Linked DNA regions of Homo sapiens: region 2 is linked to region 1. A link is an interaction called in ENCODE POLR2A ChIA-PET data of the cell type or tissue named here. Cell type or tissue: GM12878. All regions are shown on one strand. Each heading gives the region's core, and the rest is flanking DNA. Links, peaks and the distances in the headings are about the cores only. Region 1 overlaps EZH2 (enhancer of zeste 2 polycomb repressive complex 2 subunit). Region 2 overlaps EZH2 (enhancer of zeste 2 polycomb repressive complex 2 subunit).

The links. Peaks named below come from ENCODE experiments on the same cell type or tissue, not always from the same donor. Only the 100,000 strongest peaks of a DNase experiment are listed, where the experiment ranks them.
Region 2: POLR2A ChIA-PET joins it to region 1 with 5 read pairs; 4 of 35 experiments call an interaction of 5 or more read pairs at or near these places.

Annotation. Positions count from the first base shown.
Region 1 is chr7:148,806,978-148,811,330 of GRCh38, reverse strand. It overlaps EZH2 (enhancer of zeste 2 polycomb repressive complex 2 subunit), which reads left to right. Exons shown (of 20, transcript NM_004456.5): 17 at 917-998; 18 at 1,941-2,021; 19 at 2,176-2,260; 20 at 3,625-3,948. The coding sequence ends at 3,685. Among named protein-coding and RNA genes, the nearest start is that of EZH2, 75 kb to the left of the region's middle. RefSeq lists an enhancer at 3,091-3,591. In GM12878, for the core only: no CTCF peak of the experiment used is centred there; no DNase peak of the experiment used is centred there.
Region 2 is chr7:148,870,894-148,875,293 of GRCh38, reverse strand. All of the region lies in intron 1 of EZH2 (enhancer of zeste 2 polycomb repressive complex 2 subunit), which reads left to right. Among named protein-coding and RNA genes, the nearest start is that of EZH2, 11 kb to the left of the region's middle. In GM12878, for the core only: no CTCF peak of the experiment used is centred there; no DNase peak of the experiment used is centred there; H3K4me3 peaks cover 534 bases; H3K27ac peaks cover 455 bases.

The sequences.
Region 1 (4,353 bases), core at 354-4,353:
AAAAATGCAAAAATTAGCCGGGCGTGGTGGTGCATACTTGTAGTCCCAGCTACTTGGGAGCTGAGGCAGGAAGATCGCTTGAGCCTGGAAGAGCCTGGGAGGTTGAGGCTGCAGTGAGCCATGTTTGTGCCACTGCACTCCGGCCTGGGCGACAAAGTGAGACCCTGTCTCAGAGGGGAAAAAAAGCAAAACAAAACAGGATTGCTTGGTTCTAGCCACATTTAGTTTTTCTCGTCTAGGGACAACAGGGAGAACAAGAGCTTTACCATAGAGTGGCCTGCTTAATCCACAACCTAGTTGATAAGGACCTAGAAACAACAACGTCATTAGTTATTCACCTTTTAAATTGTCGACAGTGTTACCGAAAAATCATAGGCCTAGCTTCAGTTTGGAACCAGCTCACCCAAATTTTTTTTTTTTTTTTTTTTTTTTTTGAGACAGAGTTTCGCTCTTGTTGCCCAGGCCGGAGTGCAATGGCGTGATTTTGGCTCACCGCAACCTCAGCCTCCCGGGTTCAAGCGATTCTCCTGCCTCAGTGTCCCGAGTAGCTGGGATTACAGGCATGCGCCACCGCGCCCAGGTGATCTGCCCGCCTCGGCCTCCCAAAGTGCTGGGATTACAGGCGTGAGCCACTGCAGCCGGCTTTTTTAAAAAACTCAGCAAAAAGACTTTGGTTCCTCACTTTCTCCAAGGATAATTACTTCAGGATGTGGAAATATTTCTGAGTTGGGGTCCTTAGTATACAGTTATTCTTTATTACTGCGCAGACCGAATGGGAAAGAGAACTTGGCTGTAGTGACCCTTTTTGTTGCGTTTTCTCCAGAAGGTCCAGTATTCACTCTGTGCGCTTTTGTGTGTTCTGTCAGGCTTGATCACCTTTATCCAAAAGAATTTTCTCCTGTGTCTTTCTTTTTAGATTATTTCTCAAGATGAAGCTGACAGAAGAGGGAAAGTGTATGATAAATACATGTGCAGCTTTCTGTTCAACTTGAACAATGGTATGTTTCAGAGCTGGGAGGCAGTGAGTTCCTGAGTTGCATGTGGCAGCCTTCTGCCGGCCGAGTGTTCAGAAACGAGGGTAGAGGTCAGTGAGGTGACCAGAAGGAGGATCTCCTTAGAGGCATGGGGGGCTGCTTGCTTGAAAGGAACTGGAGCAAGGAATTCCTCAGGGAGCAGATAGACTAGATGTGCAGGAAACCGCCTCTCTGGAGTCCCGGCTGTCTGTGGGTGGCACTATCCCAGCATCTGGCTGTGAAGGGGACGTTGTGCTCTTGCTGCTCACCTCACCTCTTGTGTTCAGGCAGCTCAGCACACCTCCTCCAGTCAGTGCCTCTGAGCGGGGAAGGAGGGGAGGAGCACTGCATTTGCAACCATCTTCCAGACTCCCCTGGATATTCTCAAAGGACTGAGAGGAAAGGCAGCTGCTTTCATAGCTGATGTTCTGGGGTAGAATGTAAGGCTGTGTAGGGATGTTTCTGGTGGGATTATGTGAAAATGGAGGTAGGCTTAACATGTAAGATATTCAGAGAAACTCTTAGTTGGAACAAGTAGAATAGGTTTTTTTCTATGAATGCTTTATAGACATTATAATGAAAAAAACTAATTTTAAATGTGAAAATGCCTATTCGTGATGTTTGGAAGAATTTTGTCAGATTTTTTTTTTTTTTTGCTATGTTTTGCTCAGTAATGTATGTTTATAGTTGATAATTAATAGCTTTTGAGTCAGATAACCATCTTGAATTATAGGTGATTAATTTTAACCTGGAACAATAGTGTGTTCTTCCAAATGTCATTTCTTACTGAATGAAGCTGCTTGATTTATTTGCTTTTGCAGGCAAACCCTGAAGAACTGTAACCAGTTGCATTTACAAAATCATAATAACTTGGTTTACTTATAACTGAAATTATTCACTGGGCTGTGCTTACTTTTTTCTTTTTAGATTTTGTGGTGGATGCAACCCGCAAGGGTAACAAAATTCGTTTTGCAAATCATTCGGTAAATCCAAACTGCTATGCAAAAGGTAGGTACCTTTGACGTGAGAATTGGAACTCCCTTTTCAGTCCTGTGATGATGGACTTGAATACTTCTGGGATAGTTGTTTGTTATGTGAACAAGTCAGTTAACCCCCCGTGGCCCGTCTTCATGCTCACTGACACCAGTGTGTCTCTTTGCAGTTATGATGGTTAACGGTGATCACAGGATAGGTATTTTTGCCAAGAGAGCCATCCAGACTGGCGAAGAGCTGTTTTTTGATTACAGGTTGGTAAAGTACATTTCTAGCATGATCTCTAAGGGCTTTTTCTACTGGATTGTGAACTCTGGACAAAGGAGGGTTTTTAGTTCTTTGCTTCTTTTGATGGGTCACTTTGCCATGAGCATTAGTGGGGAATTAGGTTACACTTTCCTGTTATGTATTTATTATCCATTTATATATTATACAAGGCATGCTTATTTTTAAAATAGAGTAAAATCCATGCAGAAAGCCCCATTTCTCACCCTGCTGTTGACAGCTGGGTGAGTCCTAGACCTTCTCATATCATGCCGCATGCTGCATGCTCACTCGTGGAGCGTTTTCCAGATAAGTGCGATCACACTGTCCTATAGATTTTTCTGCAACATGGTTTTACTTGACAATATACTATGCATATCTTTATGGATTAGATCTACTTAATTTATTGTTTGCTATAATACTTATTACACATATCATTACCATTTTAAAAGGGGCTGTTGGCAAATCGCTGTCTGATCACCCTGTGGGGATGCCTGGGACACGTGGGCCACCAATGGTATCTGTGTGGTTAGGCATTAGGCTGCCAGTTGACACTGTCAAGCTCTGTGGGATACATTTAAGTCAGCCATTGAATACAGATTTAAGTGCAGTCAGATGACTGTCTAGTTAATGAACTCCTGTAGCCCCGTGTACATCCCATCCAGAAGCTGTCTTTGAGTACTGTGTTCTTGCATATTCAGGCTGGCCTTTAATGGCTGTTGCACAGCAGCGAGCTCTCAGTGAGGCAGACAGGGTCTGAGTGAAGGGCCCACTTTAGCAAAGGCCGCTGCCTTCACTCCAGGCTGGCTCTGAATGAAGAGTGTGGGGTGGAGCTTCCTTGGGATGACCCGGTGGCCTCACCCCCCATGGTGGGCTTCTTGTGCTCCTCTCTGGGTGTCCGCTGCACTCCAGTTCTTGCTTCACCTGGGGGAGCAACTGGCGGGCTGCTCTTTGGCCCTCTTTGCTATGGTCATCATTTTTTCCAGACCATGGTTCTATTTTGCCTTCCCAGCGTCAGGCCTAAGCATCCTGATGTGGACCAGCCTTCCTGGGACCACTTGCTTCAGAGGCATAGGGGAGGCTGGTCAGGCTCTGGGAATGCTTGTAGACAGGTTTGTTCACTTCAGAACTTGGCAGCGTCTCAATTAGATGGCCAGCAACACAGACCTATGCATTGCCTTCTATGAATGTGCCGTTATGCAGGCAGCTGTGTAATTGGATGGGTTTTTTTTTTTTTTTTTTTTTTAAAGACATTTTAATGCACCCACTATCTTCAGCAGGCTTTGTTGTGTTAAGTCTCAGCACATGTTGGATGGGTGGCCATCCAGCGGACATCTCCTTCCTGTTGTTTCAGATACAGCCAGGCTGATGCCCTGAAGTATGTCGGCATCGAAAGAGAAATGGAAATCCCTTGACATCTGCTACCTCCTCCCCCCTCCTCTGAAACAGCTGCCTTAGCTTCAGGAACCTCGAGTACTGTGGGCAATTTAGAAAAAGAACATGCAGTTTGAAATTCTGAATTTGCAAAGTACTGTAAGAATAATTTATAGTAATGAGTTTAAAAATCAACTTTTTATTGCCTTCTCACCAGCTGCAAAGTGTTTTGTACCAGTGAATTTTTGCAATAATGCAGTATGGTACATTTTTCAACTTTGAATAAAGAATACTTGAACTTGTCCTTGTTGAATCATCTCTCATAACGTGTCAATAACTGCTTTCAGGACTGCTCAACAAAAAACTTTTAAATTTAACTCCTTGGGTTTTTTAGTTGTCTTTGTATGAATCTTGATTTAACTAATACTGCCTGTGAATATGTGGAAGACATATATGAAGAACACTGCTGTGCATCCTGAGGGCTTACCCAGTAAAGGGCTTGATCTTATAGACAAGACCAGGGTGGGTACGTTCCAGTCAGCTGTGCAACCTGGAGAAAGAGATTTAACCTCCAAGTCTGTTCCCCATATATAAACTGACAGAGTAGACTTTTAGGTTATTTTTAAGAACGTACCTAGTTCTAAACTCCATTAGTCTAGATAGAGTTCTTTAGAAACAAACACAATATAAGTTGGGATTCCTTACCTAC
Region 2 (4,400 bases), core at 262-4,261, 64 kb before region 1:
AAAACTTTAATATGGGAAGCATAATCAGATAAATTATGTGAAACAAATTGTCCTTAATTCACGAGTCATTTAATTAGTGTAACAAAATGTTATGCATTTGCAGAAACTTGTAAACTAAAAGGATATTATTCATATGCTGTTAGGTGTATGGATGATAATTTTTTTTAATTAAACTAGTTTTGAAAATTATTGTATTTAGTAATTCTCTTCATTTTGCATAATTCAAACCTTTTCATTTATTAGTGAGTTAAGCCTTAAATTTTTTCTTCAAAGGATAAATGAGAATATTAAAAGTAAAAAGTGACCTTGATCTTAGAATGGGGTATGTAGAAATGATGATTGCCAAACTTAGTTTCCCTACTTTGACAATCAAGTAAAATTTTTTTTTTTTTTTTTTGAGACGGAGTCTTGCTCTGTCCCCCAGGCTGGAGTGCGGTGGCGCGATCTCGGCTCACTGCAAGCTCTGCCTCCTGGGTTCACGCTGTTCTCCTGCCTAAGCCTCCCGTAAATTTTTTTATTATAGAAATGGATGGCTTTTCAGATTATATATACTTGGTTTCTATACACTATTTTATTTTTGTAAAGTAGCAGTTCTTTTGCTCAACACCTGAATTGCCCCCACAATAAATTTTTAGTTTTTCTTCAATATTCAAGTAATACATAACTTTTCCTTTTCCTGTTTAACAAAGAAAAAAATATATAAAGCAAGCTGTTGGACCTCCATTGGGTGTTGTTTACCACCACTGTAGGTGATCGTGGCATTGTCCACCTCAGTCTTCTCATGGCTGTGGATTCAAGTTAAGAAATTCCTGAAGGTAGCATTCCAGGTAGTCTGTAGAACAGCCCAAACTCTCTGAATTAGTATTATCTCTGATAGGTGTTTTTTTTTTCTTTGCTTTTTTATTTGAGACGGGGTTTTGCTCTGTCACCCAGCCTGGATTTCAGTGGCACAATCTTGGCTTACTGCAACCTCCACCTCCTGGGCTGAAACAATCCTCCCACATCAGTCTCCTGAGTAGCTGGGACCACAGGCACATGCCACCATGCCCAGCTAATTTTTTATATTTTTGTTAGAGACAGAGTTTCACTATGTTGCCCAGGTTGGTCTCAAGATTCCTGAGCTCAAGCGATGTTCCCATCTTGGCCTCCCAAAGTGCTGGGATTACAGGCATGAGCCGCTGTGCCTGGCCCTGGTAGTTTTCTTCTTATATCTTTCTCCTGTTGATCTCACTTGATTTTCTTACTAGTCTACAGGAAATTTCACGTGGAGATTCTGTGCCTGTCCTCTTTCTGGAATATCTTCCTTATTTTAGCATCTCAACATGCTGTTCAGCTTCTGGCTTGAAACCACCCCTCTCCCATCCCAACCAAGTTAAGCAGCTTCTTTCCTGCTTAGAAGTACCATAACATGTGTATTAATCTTTTTTTTTTTCTCTCTCCTTCCCTTCATTTTAAGCTCCTTTTTATTAATCTGTAGGGCAGAGCTTAGAAAAAGGTTTTTGTATATTGTAAGTACTAATAAAATATTTGTGAAGTTGATTTGGGACTTGGGAGACCTCTCTTCTGTAAGCAACTCAATAAATAATTATTTAAGTACCATCCTCACCCAGTGTACTGTTAGCTGCTGTTATGATATTGATTACTGTAAAATTTTAAAGTATATCCTTGGTAGACTGTTGATCAAAGTCAGAAAGCTTGAGAAACTCTGAGGCAAAAAAAAAAAAAAAAAAAAAAAATGAAGAGCATGAAATGATTCTGCAAACTGATCTTACAATGATCTTTCTTTTTTTTTTTTTTTTTTTGAGACAGAGTCTCACTCTGTCACCCAGGCTGGCGTGCAGTGGCAGGATCTTGGCTCACTGCAGTCTCTGCCTCCCAGGTTCCAGTGATTCTCCTGCTTCAGCCTCCCAGGTAGCTGGGATTACAGGCACACGCCACTACGCCCGGCTAGTTTTTGTATTTTTAGTAGAGATGGGGTTTCACTATGTTGGCCAGACTGGTCTTGAACTCCTGACCTCAGGTGATCTGCCTGCCTTGGCCTTGCAAAGTGCTAGGATTACAGGCATGAGCCACCATGCCCGGCCTCTTTTTTTCTTTTTTCTTTTCTTTTTTGTACACAGTTTCACTCTGTTGCCCAGGCTGGAGTATAGTGGCGTGATCATAGCTCACTACATCCTCAGACTCCTGGGTTCAGGGGATCTTCCCATCTCAGCCTCCCAAGTAGCTAGGACTATAGACGTGAGACACGATGTCTGGCTAATTTTTTACATTTTTTATTTTTTGTAGAGTTGGGGTCTTATATGTTGCCCAGGGTGGCCTGCCACCTTGTCCTCCCAAAGCTGGGATTATAGGCTTGAATCAGATCCCAGTGATCTTTATCCCTCAGCTGCATTTATATGGGCTAAATTCATACATAGTATATCAAGATGTCTTCAGGAAGTTTAAAAAAAAAAAGGTATCAAAAAGACAGTATGTCATGACTGCTTTATCTATTTTAGTCTCTTAGTTTTTGATACTAAAGACTAGACCGGAGAAATGCTTTAACAAATCACAAAAATCTAAGAAAATAGACAGTTAATTATTTTTAAACAGTGGAAGAATTTCAATCATAATTAAAGCAGCTTTTGTATTTTTTGATGTCATAGCCTATAGTGAAATTTCATATATTCTGTTTGTAGATACATGAGTTCCTACGATATGCTTGCACATAATAGAACTAATTACTATTTGTTGAGAACCTAACCTGTACCTAATATACATGTAGTTTCTAAATCAAACATTTTACTTTTTTTAAAAATTGTAAAAAGCCCATAGTAAATTAATCATGTTTACCATTTAAAAATGTACAGTTCAGTAGTGTTAAATACATTCACATTGTTGCACAACAGATCTCTAGAACTTTTTTGTCTTGCAGAACTGAAATTCTGTACCCATTGAGCACTAATTCCCACTTCCCCCTCCCCCCAAATTCTTGGCAGCCACCTTTCTACTTTCTGTTTCCATGATTTTTGACTGTTTTAGATACTTACATGCATGGGATTAAACAGTATTTGCCCCTTTGTGATTAGCTTATTTTGCTTAGCATAATGTCATTGAGGTTCTTCCATGTTGTAGCATGTGACAGAATTTTTTTCTTTTCTGTAAAGGCTGTATACTATTTCGTTGTATGTATAGACTGCATTTTAAAATCCATTTATCTATTGGTGGACATTTGGGTTGCTTGGTGATTTGGTGATTCACTATTCATGGTTAGCCAGGAGTAATATGCAGTAAATGTTGGTATACAAATATCTCTTTGAGATCCTGCTTTGAATTCTTTTGGATATATGGTTGCCCATTGAACAACACAGCTTTGAACTATGTGGATCCATCTATAAGTGGATTTTTTTCAACCAGCCATAGATAGAAAATATACTATTCGGCTGGGCGTGGTGGCTGATGCCTGTAATCCCAGCACTTGGGAGGCTGGGGTGGGAGGATCAGTTGAGGCCAGGAGTTCGAGACCAGCCTGGACAACATAGTGAGACCTCATCTCTACAAAAAATAAAAAAGTTAGCTAGGTGTGGTGGCATGCGCCTGTAGTTTCAGCTACTTAGGAGGCTGAGACAGGAGGATTGCTTGAGCCTGGGAGGTCGAGGCTGCAGTGAGCTGTTATTCATGCCATTGCACTCCAGCCAGGGCAACAGAACAAGACCCTGCTCAAAAAAAAAAAAAAAGAAAATACACTATTTGTGGGATGTGAAACTTGTGTATAGGGTGGGTGGGCTTTTTGTATATGCAGGTTCCATAGGTCAGATTTGGGGGTTTGAGTATGAGTGAATTTGGATGTATACAGGTGGTCCTGGAACCAGTCTTATTCTTCCTCTTCTTTTTTTTTTTTTTTTTTTTTTAATTATTCGTCTTTTATTTTTTGGAACCACTCTTCTGCATATGCTGTGGGATGACTGTATATCCAGAATTGTGATTGCTGGATCATATGGTAGTTCTATTTTAATGTTTTGAGTAACCTCAGTACTGTTTTCCATAATGGCTGCACGATTTTTACAGTCCTACCCACAGTGCACAAAGGTTTCGATGTCTCTGCATCCTTGCCAACACTTGTTATTTTCTGTTTCTTTTGGTAGTGGCCAACATAATGGGTGTGAGGTGCTATCTCATTGTGGTTTTGATTTGCATTAACAATGTTGAGTATCCTTCATGTTTATTCACCCCAAATATTTTACTTTTGAATTTATTGAAAATCATGCATTTTAATTATGTAAAACTCAATACCATGCATCATTTGTTAAATGGGAAAAGGAGAATTTGTCCTTATGACTATTATAAAATATTCTAATAAGGTGAACCTTTTTTTTTTTTTTCTTTGAGACAAGGTCTCGCTGTGTCATCCAGGCTGGAAT